Regions from separate parts of the Homo sapiens genome. Here region 1 is linked to region 2. A link is a contact called in ENCODE Hi-C data. All regions are on one chromosome and are shown on one strand. Each heading gives the region's core, a stretch centred on a gene start or an enhancer-like site at or near the end of the contact. The rest is flanking DNA. Distances are from core to core; before and after follow the strand shown.

Region 1 (4,741 bases), core at 1,490-3,989, 1.9 Mb after region 2:
AAAATCCCTGTGAAATCTCATACCTTAAAATGATACTGATTCCAGCTAAGCTTTGGCTAAACAGTACTGCTTAGTATACAGCTGATCCCTGAAAAATACGAGTCTGAACTATGTAGGTCCAAGTATACAGGGATTTTCTTCCACCTCTGCCACCCCTGAGACAGCAACTCCACTACACTCCAACCTGGGTAACAGAGCTGTCTTTAAAAAGAAAAAAATTGTTAATAAAATAACCCTTCCTCTTCCTCTTCTTCCTCCTCTTCCTCAGCCTACTCAATGTGAAGACAAGGATGAAGACCATTATGATGAATGACTTACATTTAATGAATACACTTTCTCTTCCTTATAACTTTCTTAATAACATTTCATCTTACTTTGTTGTAAGAATACAGTATATAACACATATAACATACAAAATATGTGCTAATCAACTGTTTATGTCATCAGTAAGGGTTCCAGTCAACAGTAGGCTCTCAGTAGTTAAGTTTCTGGGGAGTCAAAAGTTATATGCAGATTTTCAACTATGTAGAGGACGATACCCCTAACCCCCGAGTTGTTCAAGGCTCAACTGTAGTTCATAACACAGACTTCTCAGTCTATGTACTTGCTGCTTACCCTGCCTGGCAGAGTCTCCCCCTAAGACATCCTACAGTTCATCCCTCTGCTCAAATGCCCCCTAGCCAGAGAGGCCTTCCCTGGCCATTCCATCTAAAAGAGTAACCTAGCAAGGCCCCCCACTCCCAGCATCCCCTATTCTTTTTTTTCCCCCCTACTTGATTTCTCTCCATAGCGGTTATTGTCTGAGTGATATCATTTTTATTATCATCATTGGTTTGTTTGATTACTCCCACCAGAACATAACCTCCACAATAAATGTCTGGTTTTTTTCCTTGCAATAGTGAACTGTCCCTAGTAGGCAGCAGCCATCCAGTGAATTTGTTATACCAAGGCATGAGGATCTCTTGGGACCAGTAGTTTGAGTCTGCAGTGAGCTATGATTGTGCCTCTACACCCCAACCTGGGTGACAGAGCTGTCTTTAAAAAGAAAAAAGTTGTTAATAAAATAATGAATGAATATCATTTTCAAAGTTTTGCCAAGTTCCTAAGTTTTTGGCCAGGCACGGTGACTCACACCTGTAATCCCAGTACTTTGGGAGGCTGAGGTAGACGGATCACTTGACACCAGGAGTTTGAGACCACACTGGCCAACATGGTGACACCACGTCTCTACTAAAAAATACAAAAATTAGTGGTGGCACGTGCCTGTAGTCCCAGCTAGTCAGGATGCATGAGAATCACCTGAACCCCAAAGGCAGAGGTTGCAGTGAGCTGAGATTGCACCACAGCACTCCAGCCTGGGCGACAGAGCAAGTGAGATTCTGTCTCAAAAAAAAAAAAAAAATCCTAAGTTTTTAAAATTATGCATTAAGATCATTTTTCTTCCCATGGACTACTTGGTATGTGATAATATAACTATTTGGACTAAAAATCACGAGACTTAAGTCTCTCAGCCCTGCCATTAATTTCTTATATAACCTGGTTAGACCATTTCTCAGTTTTACCTTGTACAGCTGACATCCTATGGCTTGCAGCCATGACTAAAATCCAACAGAAAAACAGATTACATAAATAAAGATTTCTCTGTGCATGTCACCTTTAGTGATTTATGTATGGCATAAAACAAGCTTCAACTATAAGAGCTACTTTTCAAGAGGTTGATCTAAGATATACTCTATTAATATTCTCTGGCCAAGGTCTAATCTGGAAGGTTCATACTTTTAAACTGCTGACCTCAAAAACACCTATTTTCAGATACTTACAAAATACAAAGAGATTATGTTAACCCATTTCCATGCTTAAGCCATAGTGCTTTGCCCTTTATTCTACTTTCAAACTTGCTACCATTTATTATCTCCATTTCTACAATATCACGAATCTCATGACATATAACGCTTTGTGAAAAGTGTTTATTTACATTCTTATATCATCAAAATCTAGACTTTTTTTCAGCTGTACTTGGAAAACTTTTCCAAATAGATTACCTTACCCTGTAGAGCTAAAGATGAGGGAAAAAATCAATATGGGATGTTCATGAATAACGTCTGTTAACTAAATGAGACTACATATAGTGATTTGCAGTCATCAGGAAAACAGTGTTAAATATGCTAGCTGACGATTGCTATAAAGAATCTCTGAGCTGATAATTTTGAGAATTCACCCTAGTTCATCTATGACTCTCCATTTAGTATTTAAGGAGAAAAGCCTCATTTTCCAGAATCGAATAAGCGAATTAATCGCACAATTGTGTAGAATGGAACTCAGTCTGTAAAAAATCAAGACCAACGTACTTTTTAATATTCTAACATCTCCAAGTAGTAGTTACAAGTATTGTACCCATGAAGTCCAGGTAATTAATTTGTTCAATGTCACACTGTTAAAAGTCAGGTGGGCTCCAAAGCACAGTCCTAACCAGCATGCTCTACTGCCTCCTCTGAGGCAACAGCCGAAGTGCAGACCACTGGGAATAAATAGCTGCCCGGTCTTCCCCACTCCTAAATTCTCCCGACAGACCCCAAAGCCTCTCTGAGAGCCTCTCTGACCGCCCTGCGGCCCACCCCGAGTTCCCGGCATCCTCTGGGATCCCTCTTCCTGGAGCCAAAACCTACGCAGGCTCCTTTCCTCCGAGCTGGTTGCTAGGTGATCTCCGAAGGCTGTCCGAAGTCTCGCGAGGGCGGACCCGTTGCCTGATGACGAGAGTTGGGAGTGTGGCTGGGGCTGCGGATCTCCAGCAGTGGCGTTACTTCTAGCGGCTGGATACCGGGTTCTCCGCGAGATCGCGAGATCCCGAGATATTCTCCCCGCACGGAAGCGACGACTGGCCTGGCCAGAGGACTCGCGTGGGAGCGAGGTGCCGGCCCCGACAGGACGGTGAGGTATGCAGAAGTAAGGCGGGGCGCCCCCTGCGGGAAGCGAGCGCGCCCCGGAAAATGAGCGCCTCCCCACACCAAGGTGTCCAGGAGTGAGTGCGGGAAGGAACTCGGCCGCCCGGAGTTGTGGCCTCATCGTGCTTCCCGCCAAAAACGCCTTGGTACTGTCGGGACGCGGCTAAGCGTGGACGCGCCCGCATCTGCCCCTCCTCCGCAGTGGTGGAAGACACCCGCGGAGCGCCGGTGGATAAGGGCCGTTTCCTGAGACCAGAGCTGTATCCGCAGCAGGTCAGCACTTCGTGCGCCCTGTGTGCACCTGTAAGGAATGGAATTTAGGCCAGTCGGATTTTCCAAATGTGGAGTTGTGATGCCCAGGCAGAAACTTCAGTTTCTTAGGACTGAAGGTGTCATCTATGAGACAGTCGGTTCCGTGGCATTGGCAGTGATTTGCCATAGAGCTTGGACTTAACTTATATGTAGTCCACGCTCCAAAACACGCTTCCTGTAGAGAGGGGCGTAAACTAATAGATTTGAAATTGTCGAGTCCTTTGGTCTCTCAAGAACGATGGGAACTTGACAAGAAATTTCGATTATTCCCTGGTCTTGATATTACCCACATGGGAAGATACTTGCATAGAATGGTAATGGTCATTACCAATACAACCTTCTGGTAGCTATTTAGATTTCTAAGAATAAGAATAATATAAATGAATATTAGAACAGACAGTATCTACAGAATAATAATCAAAATGTAAAGTCTTGTCACTTGAACTTTTGGTCAAGTGAAAATCAAGGAGAAAACTTAAAATTATATTGCTACATTTCAGTAAGTGACTATAATTTTTAAATTCATTATCTTTTAATGCCTCAGGATCATTCTGAACTTGCTGTGTAGTATTTAATTGTAAATATAAAATGTGAATGATTTGGCTGTATACTCTGGAAATTCCTTTTAATTAAATGATTTGCTTGATTTGTCTTATTGTGGTTGTTGTCTCGTATAGTCATGGAAAATTCCTTTAACTCTTTGAAATTGAAGGTTTTATTAGTTGTATTCTAATTAGTTTTTAGAGAAGACTGTTGTGACTGTTAAATACAATTGAATATATTTTTGAGTACTCATTTAATGTAGTAAACACCTACAGCTTGAAAAGAAAAGCTGTCATATAATTTCCTTAGAAATTGTTTTACAGCCTACCCGTATATTACAAGAAATCTCAAGTCAAACACTGGAAAAGATGTCAGAAGATTCAGAAAAGGAAGACTATTCAGACAGAACAATCAGTGATGAAGATGAATCGGTATGTTTTTCTCAACTTTATTTTACTTGGAGATAAAATTTGTATTATATAAATCCCCAATTAAAATATTATAAAATCAATTGGATATAAAAATCAATTGGATGTTTAAATTATTGTCATTGAAGTTGGGAAATAATTTGGCTGAAAAAGCTAAGCTATCACTGGGAACACTATGCCCTGTCTAGAAAGAGAAACTATATTTGTATTTTTTTTGAGAAAATATTTTAGCTAAGATTCTTCTAGGTTTTATTAAAATTTGTATATGAAATTATTAGTAGGGTTTTAGTTTTAGGATTGATGTCCACTTATTTTCTTCTATGTGCTGATTGGATTGTGTTACATCGTAGTATGAATCATAGTAGAACCACCGTGTTCTAACCTTATTGTGTATCACCATAACAGTTTATTGTGGCTCTGATGTCATAAAGGAAGAGACATGGAAGAAGAAAAAGGGGGAAAAACGTAGTATTTAAAATTCTTTAGTCTTTTTCTACTACATAGGCTGCGAGATTT
Region 2 (5,284 bases), core at 2,719-5,218:
ACATGGTGAAACCCCCCTCTACTAAACATACAAAAAAGTTAGCAGGGCATGGTGGCACAGGCCTATAATCCTGGCTACTCAGGAGGCTGAAGCAGGAGAATCACTTGAACCTGGGAGGCAGAGGTTGCAGCAAGCTGAGATCATGCCACTGCCCTCCAGCCTGGGTGACAGAGCAAGACTCGTCTCAAATAAATAAATAAATATTCAGCATAGTTACCAAAAGCCTTATGTTGTTCACTAAATGTTATTCTTTATACATTAAGATAAATGATGACTGAGCCTGGTGGAGCGGCACATGCCCGTAGTCCCAGAGGCTGGGGCAGGAGGATAGCTTGAGCCCAGGAGTTGAGACCAGCTTGGGCAACACAGGGAGACTCCAACTCAAAAAAACCTCATAATTGCCAACATATTTATATTAAGGGAATGAACCCAAGTCATTATATGAAAAAAATAAAGGAAGATGAAATTATAGATGCTCCTTGGTTTACAACGGATTTTGCTGAAGGTAATGCCAGAAGCTGAGTTTACTGAACGCTTGTCACTTCCACACCACTGTCAAAAAATCCTAAGTCGAACCATCCTAACAGGAGACCGTCTGTACTATCTTTAACAGTGTAACAGAACACAGAATTAGCTTTCCAGCAGTGACTGCCTCTGTTGAATTAGTAAGCTTGGTAAACTTTCATTTCTTACAACCAATGACATAAATGCTAGACAACTGGTCAAAGTTGGAACGTTTTCTTCAGCCAAGCTGAACTAACCTAACTGCAGTTCAAAACTGAAGTTTGGTGCCTCATCGGCACCATGTTCTAACAAACTAAGCTAAAAACAATGGCTTATGGACATACTGAGAATGCGGTTTCTTATCCTTCCCCATGTCTCAGAAGGGAACAAAGTGACTATTTAAAGCCAAGAAAAATATAAAGAAATAAAAACCATCTACAACAGACCTAGACAAAAAAACACCCTCAATTAGGGCAGAATGTAAGACTCCCATTTCCCAGTCCATACCCTTTTAGGTACACCTGTTGGGGCACAACATGCTCTTATTTTTATTAAAATTTGAAGTTCACTTAAGTTCACATATCCATTCTTTTGAACAGCTCTAATAACAGCTATTATTCACAAGTGCAAACACTGTCAAAGTACAAGACACTGTGCTAGATATACATTATGTCAAATTCTCAAAGTAGGCTTTGTCCAGAAATACTAAATACGGAAACACAATGAAAAGTGACTTGTCCAGAGCGACACCGCTAGTGAGAGGCAGAGATAGAATCCAACCCAGGTCTGCTTGGTTCCAAGGCACATGCTCTTTCCACTACACAGCACAGCACTTTCAAAGAATCTTAAAACTTTGCATGTGAAAGGAACCCTATCATAATAATGGCTGCCTTTTTAATGAAAATCTACAATGTGCCAGGTGCTTTACATACCTTACCTCATCTTCTTACAATAACCAATCAAGGGAAGTGATGGTATTACCGTTTATGGATAAGGAAATAAAAGAAGTCAATTGTCAAAGGCCACAGGCTAATAAATAACTAACCTGCGATTTAAACTGATGTCTGCTTAATTCAAGCCAAGAAAAATACTAAGATCAACTGAAAAACATCTACAAAAGACCCAGACAAAAATCACACAGGCAATCAGGTTAAGTAATAAATATCTAACCTGAGATTTAAACTGAGGTCTGTTTAATTTCAAGTTGATACTCTTTTGATCATGAGCTCAAAGAAATCAGAATGACCTCTGTGTACTCAATACTTCAATGGATGTCACTTCTAGAGGAAACTGCAATGGGCTAAGTATGGCTACAAGAAACTTACAGTGCCACCAGACTCACAGGATTTCAGGACTGGAAAATATTAGAGATCTGAGGGATGTACTCAGTTGCATTATTTTGCAGATGGGAAAACTGAAGCTCAGAGAGATTGCAAAACATTCATGTAAAAGGAGGATTTGAAGCAATGGAGACCAGCGCAAGGGCATTCCAGGTGAAGGGTATATTCTGAAGAAAAGCATAGAGGTAAAAATGATCATGCTTGAACTGTTAGCAATACAGGTAAAATGTACTATATAAGAAAGGAAAAAAATGAGGAATGCTGTCAAGTTATATGACCAAAGGACATTTCTTTTTAAAAAACAAAAATCTTAAAAAGGTTTTTTAGACAATTTTTCCATTTTAATAGAATACCTATCCCTGCTGTCACAGTTATTCCATCCAACCTTATCTAATACTTGATATGAATCTCTGTGCTGTGGCCACATTCTCTTTCGATTTTGTTTGCTGTTAGCACTGTGTCTGTACTAAAGCACGAGAATATGGATTTATACATTTTTTTCTAACCAATGTCTTCTCACTCAAAACTTATTTTGCTTTGTCTTTTAATTATTTTTCACTCTGAGTTGCGTACTGAAAGCCTAATGGCAAGAGTCTTAAAATCTCTGCATAAAACTTAAAGTTTACAGTAATTTTTTACTCCAAAGAGTACTAACTGAAACACAATAACTCAAAGAATACAGCCTCAGATATTTTATTACAAAATGTAGTACTACCATTAATTAGCATGATATAAAGAAATACTGGTCACAGACCAAAAACTGAGTTCGACAGTCTGAGTTTCTATGAAGAAAAGTTTAATAAATTATTCTCAAGGTAACAGTTTCAGAAGAAAAAGTTTTTAAACATTTTAAATATTTAAGAAGTTTTATTTCCTGGTAACAACTGTTAAAAATAATTTACAAATGTAATTTATTTACGCTGGTTGATAACAGAAAAAAATATATAAATTATTATAAAACTTTCTGAAGTCAAAATTGCTTTATTTACTAGGTTCAGGCATCATACGTCCAAAAATGTGAGGCTCCAAATTCAGGCGCAGCGGAGAGTGTGTTAATGAAGTTAGTGCTGGTATACTGACACCCTAGAGAAAAACCAGGTTTTCAGTTTATGTATCAGGTGCATGCAAAGGGCATTAAAAAAAAAGTGCTCTACAACGTTGGTCAGAAATGACTACATTACTTCTACTGGTATGAAAAACTGCAAACCCATCTCAGCCCCTATCAGACTGGCAGACACTAGTCCTGAAGCAACTGGGCCTAATCCAAAACTTCGGCGCAGCAGGTCACAGAGGAGGCGCCTGGGAAAGAGGAGATATCAAGTGAAAGTGAAGCAGGGAGAAGCCAGAAGCCGCCCCAGGCAGGTCAGAAAAGACTGTGGGGCTGGGAGGGAGGATGACAGGGTGTGGGGAGTGGGTGGGAGGAGGGGGTGTTATCAGAGGGAGAGCACTAAATGACACAAAGCAAAGGCAATCCTTAAAATGCCAATTCACCCTGGGAGACAGGGTGTGCACAGTGGAAAAGCAGGGTTTGGGTCCTGAACCCAGGAAAACCATTTCACAGACAAGTACACCGAGGTATGGGTTTCAAATACGGTCCTGCAACAAGGGAGCAGTACAGTTACGAGTAGACTGTGAGCCCTTGCAGGGTATAATTCAACCTGGCATTCCCCGCCCGCCCCAGCAGTGCCTAGCACTTGGCACAACCAGGAACTATCTCTGAATGAATGTCCCACGTCTTGAAACTCTAGGCTTCTTCCCAGACACCTGGGCTTCTGGCCTTAATACGCTAGGGTCCAGGACGGGAGAAACCCAGGCTGAGCGGGTCCGGAGAAGATGGGGCCTTGGGGTCCGAGTCCAACCACTGGCCCTCCGCCCGTCCACGGGCACTCACCCGGATGCCCTTCACCACGGTGATGTTCTCATTCTCGTCCGCCTCGAAGGTGACCCGGCGGGTGCTGGTGGTCCCACCCATGATTCCGGTTCCTGCCCCAGCGGAGACCTAGCGGGGAACCACGAGCACTTCGGGGCCCCCGCACCCACACGCGCGTGGAAGGGCCTGGATTCTTTTCCCGCACAGCGGGAGCAAGGCCACGACCCCCAGAAGCAAGGAGAAGGCGCCGGTCCTGAGCTCCCGCCTCCTCCGGTCACGCGCCACAACAAAAACGCCTCAGGTTGGTCGGCGATGCGAACTGCCCGCCTCTGTTCGGCGAGGGCGCCCGGATTGGTTCACCCGACCCGGATGCTATGGCAACAGGTGGTGTTTGATAGCTTTCCGCGGAGTCCCTGGGTGTAGTGGGAACTGTGGTCTCGATCTGGCGCGGTGGGTGATGGGACATTCTCTCCCCGCGCCTGAGCGCGCTAAGGGAGCACGGCATTCTGGGAGTTGTGGTTTTGACTCCCCAGAGACGCCTAACTGGGCAACTTTTTGAAGACATAATTCTAGAAATTTAGGCCACTAAGTTCAGAGACACAATCTTTCTCTCAAAGGGACTCACAGTTTAATGAAAAAGATGCATGATACTAATGAAGCCATTCCTAGTGTTCTATACACAAATTCCTGGCTCAAAACTTAGCGTTTCATTACAGTCGTAGGGTAGCTTAATGAAGACTACTTCTGAGAAATGCCTCGTTAGGTGACCCTGTGATATCTGTGGTTGTGCAAACATCATAGAGTGTACTTACACAAACCCAGATGGTGTAGCCTACTACACACCTGGGCTACTTGGTGTAACCTATTGCTCCCAGGCTGCAAAGATGTACAGCATGTCACTGTACTAAATACTGTAGGCAATTGTAACACAGTGGTATTTGTGTGTACAAATATATGTAAACATAGAAAAGCTACAGCAAAAACAGTGTAAAAGTGATTGCTTTGGCAACACATCTAGGACAATTTGAACAATACAGAGATTAGCACAGCCCCTGAGCAAGGTTGACACATGAATTTCTGAAGCATTCCATTAAAAAAAAAATCAAAGATAAAAAATGGTATGCTTCTATAGGGCACTTACCATGAATGGAGCTTACAGGACTGGAAGTTGCCCTGAGTGAGTCAGTGAGTGAGTGGGGAGTTGAATGTGAAGGCCTGGGACGCAACTATGCAGTACTGTACCTTTTATCAACACTGTGCACTTAGGCAACACTAAATTTATTTTCATATATTTTCATTCTTCAAGAATAAATTGACCTTAGCTTACTGTAACTTTTTAAACTTATAAACTTCTTTTTTTGTGACTTTTTGACTCTTTAATAACACTTAGCTTAAAACACAAACACACTATATAGCTGTACAAAAATATTTCTTTCTTTATATACTTAGTCTATAAGCTTTTTCTATTTTTGAAATTATTTACTTTTTACTTTTTAAACATTTTTGTTAAAAATTAAGACAAACACACACACATTAGCCTAGACCTACACGGGGTCAGGATCATCAATAT

What was found. A loop is a pair of places that touch in the nucleus more often than their neighbours do. Pooled maps may share reads with other maps.
Region 1: a loop to region 2 is called in a map of CD8-positive, alpha-beta T cell, with 14 times the contacts of the local background. The contact joins the promoter of AGBL3 here to the promoter of CHCHD3 in region 2. A Hi-C loop is called at or near these places in 2 of 168 maps with a recorded cell type or tissue (CD8-positive, alpha-beta T cell and naive thymus-derived CD4-positive, alpha-beta T cell) and 9 of 50 pooled maps.

What each region holds. Positions count from the first base shown.
Region 1 is chr7:134,983,769-134,988,509 of GRCh38, forward strand. It overlaps AGBL3 (AGBL carboxypeptidase 3), which reads left to right and starts at 2,740. Exons shown (of 17, transcript NM_178563.4): 1 at 2,740-2,933; 2 at 4,107-4,228. The coding sequence starts at 4,166. RefSeq lists enhancers at 2,642-2,941, 2,952-3,091, 3,172-3,431.
Region 2 is chr7:133,078,122-133,083,405 of GRCh38, forward strand. It overlaps CHCHD3 (coiled-coil-helix-coiled-coil-helix domain containing 3), which reads right to left and starts at 3,969. Exons shown (of 8, transcript NM_017812.4): 1 at 3,736-3,969. The coding sequence starts at 3,816. It also overlaps the pseudogene RNU6-92P. RefSeq lists enhancers at 3,702-4,336, 3,752-3,931, 4,142-4,251.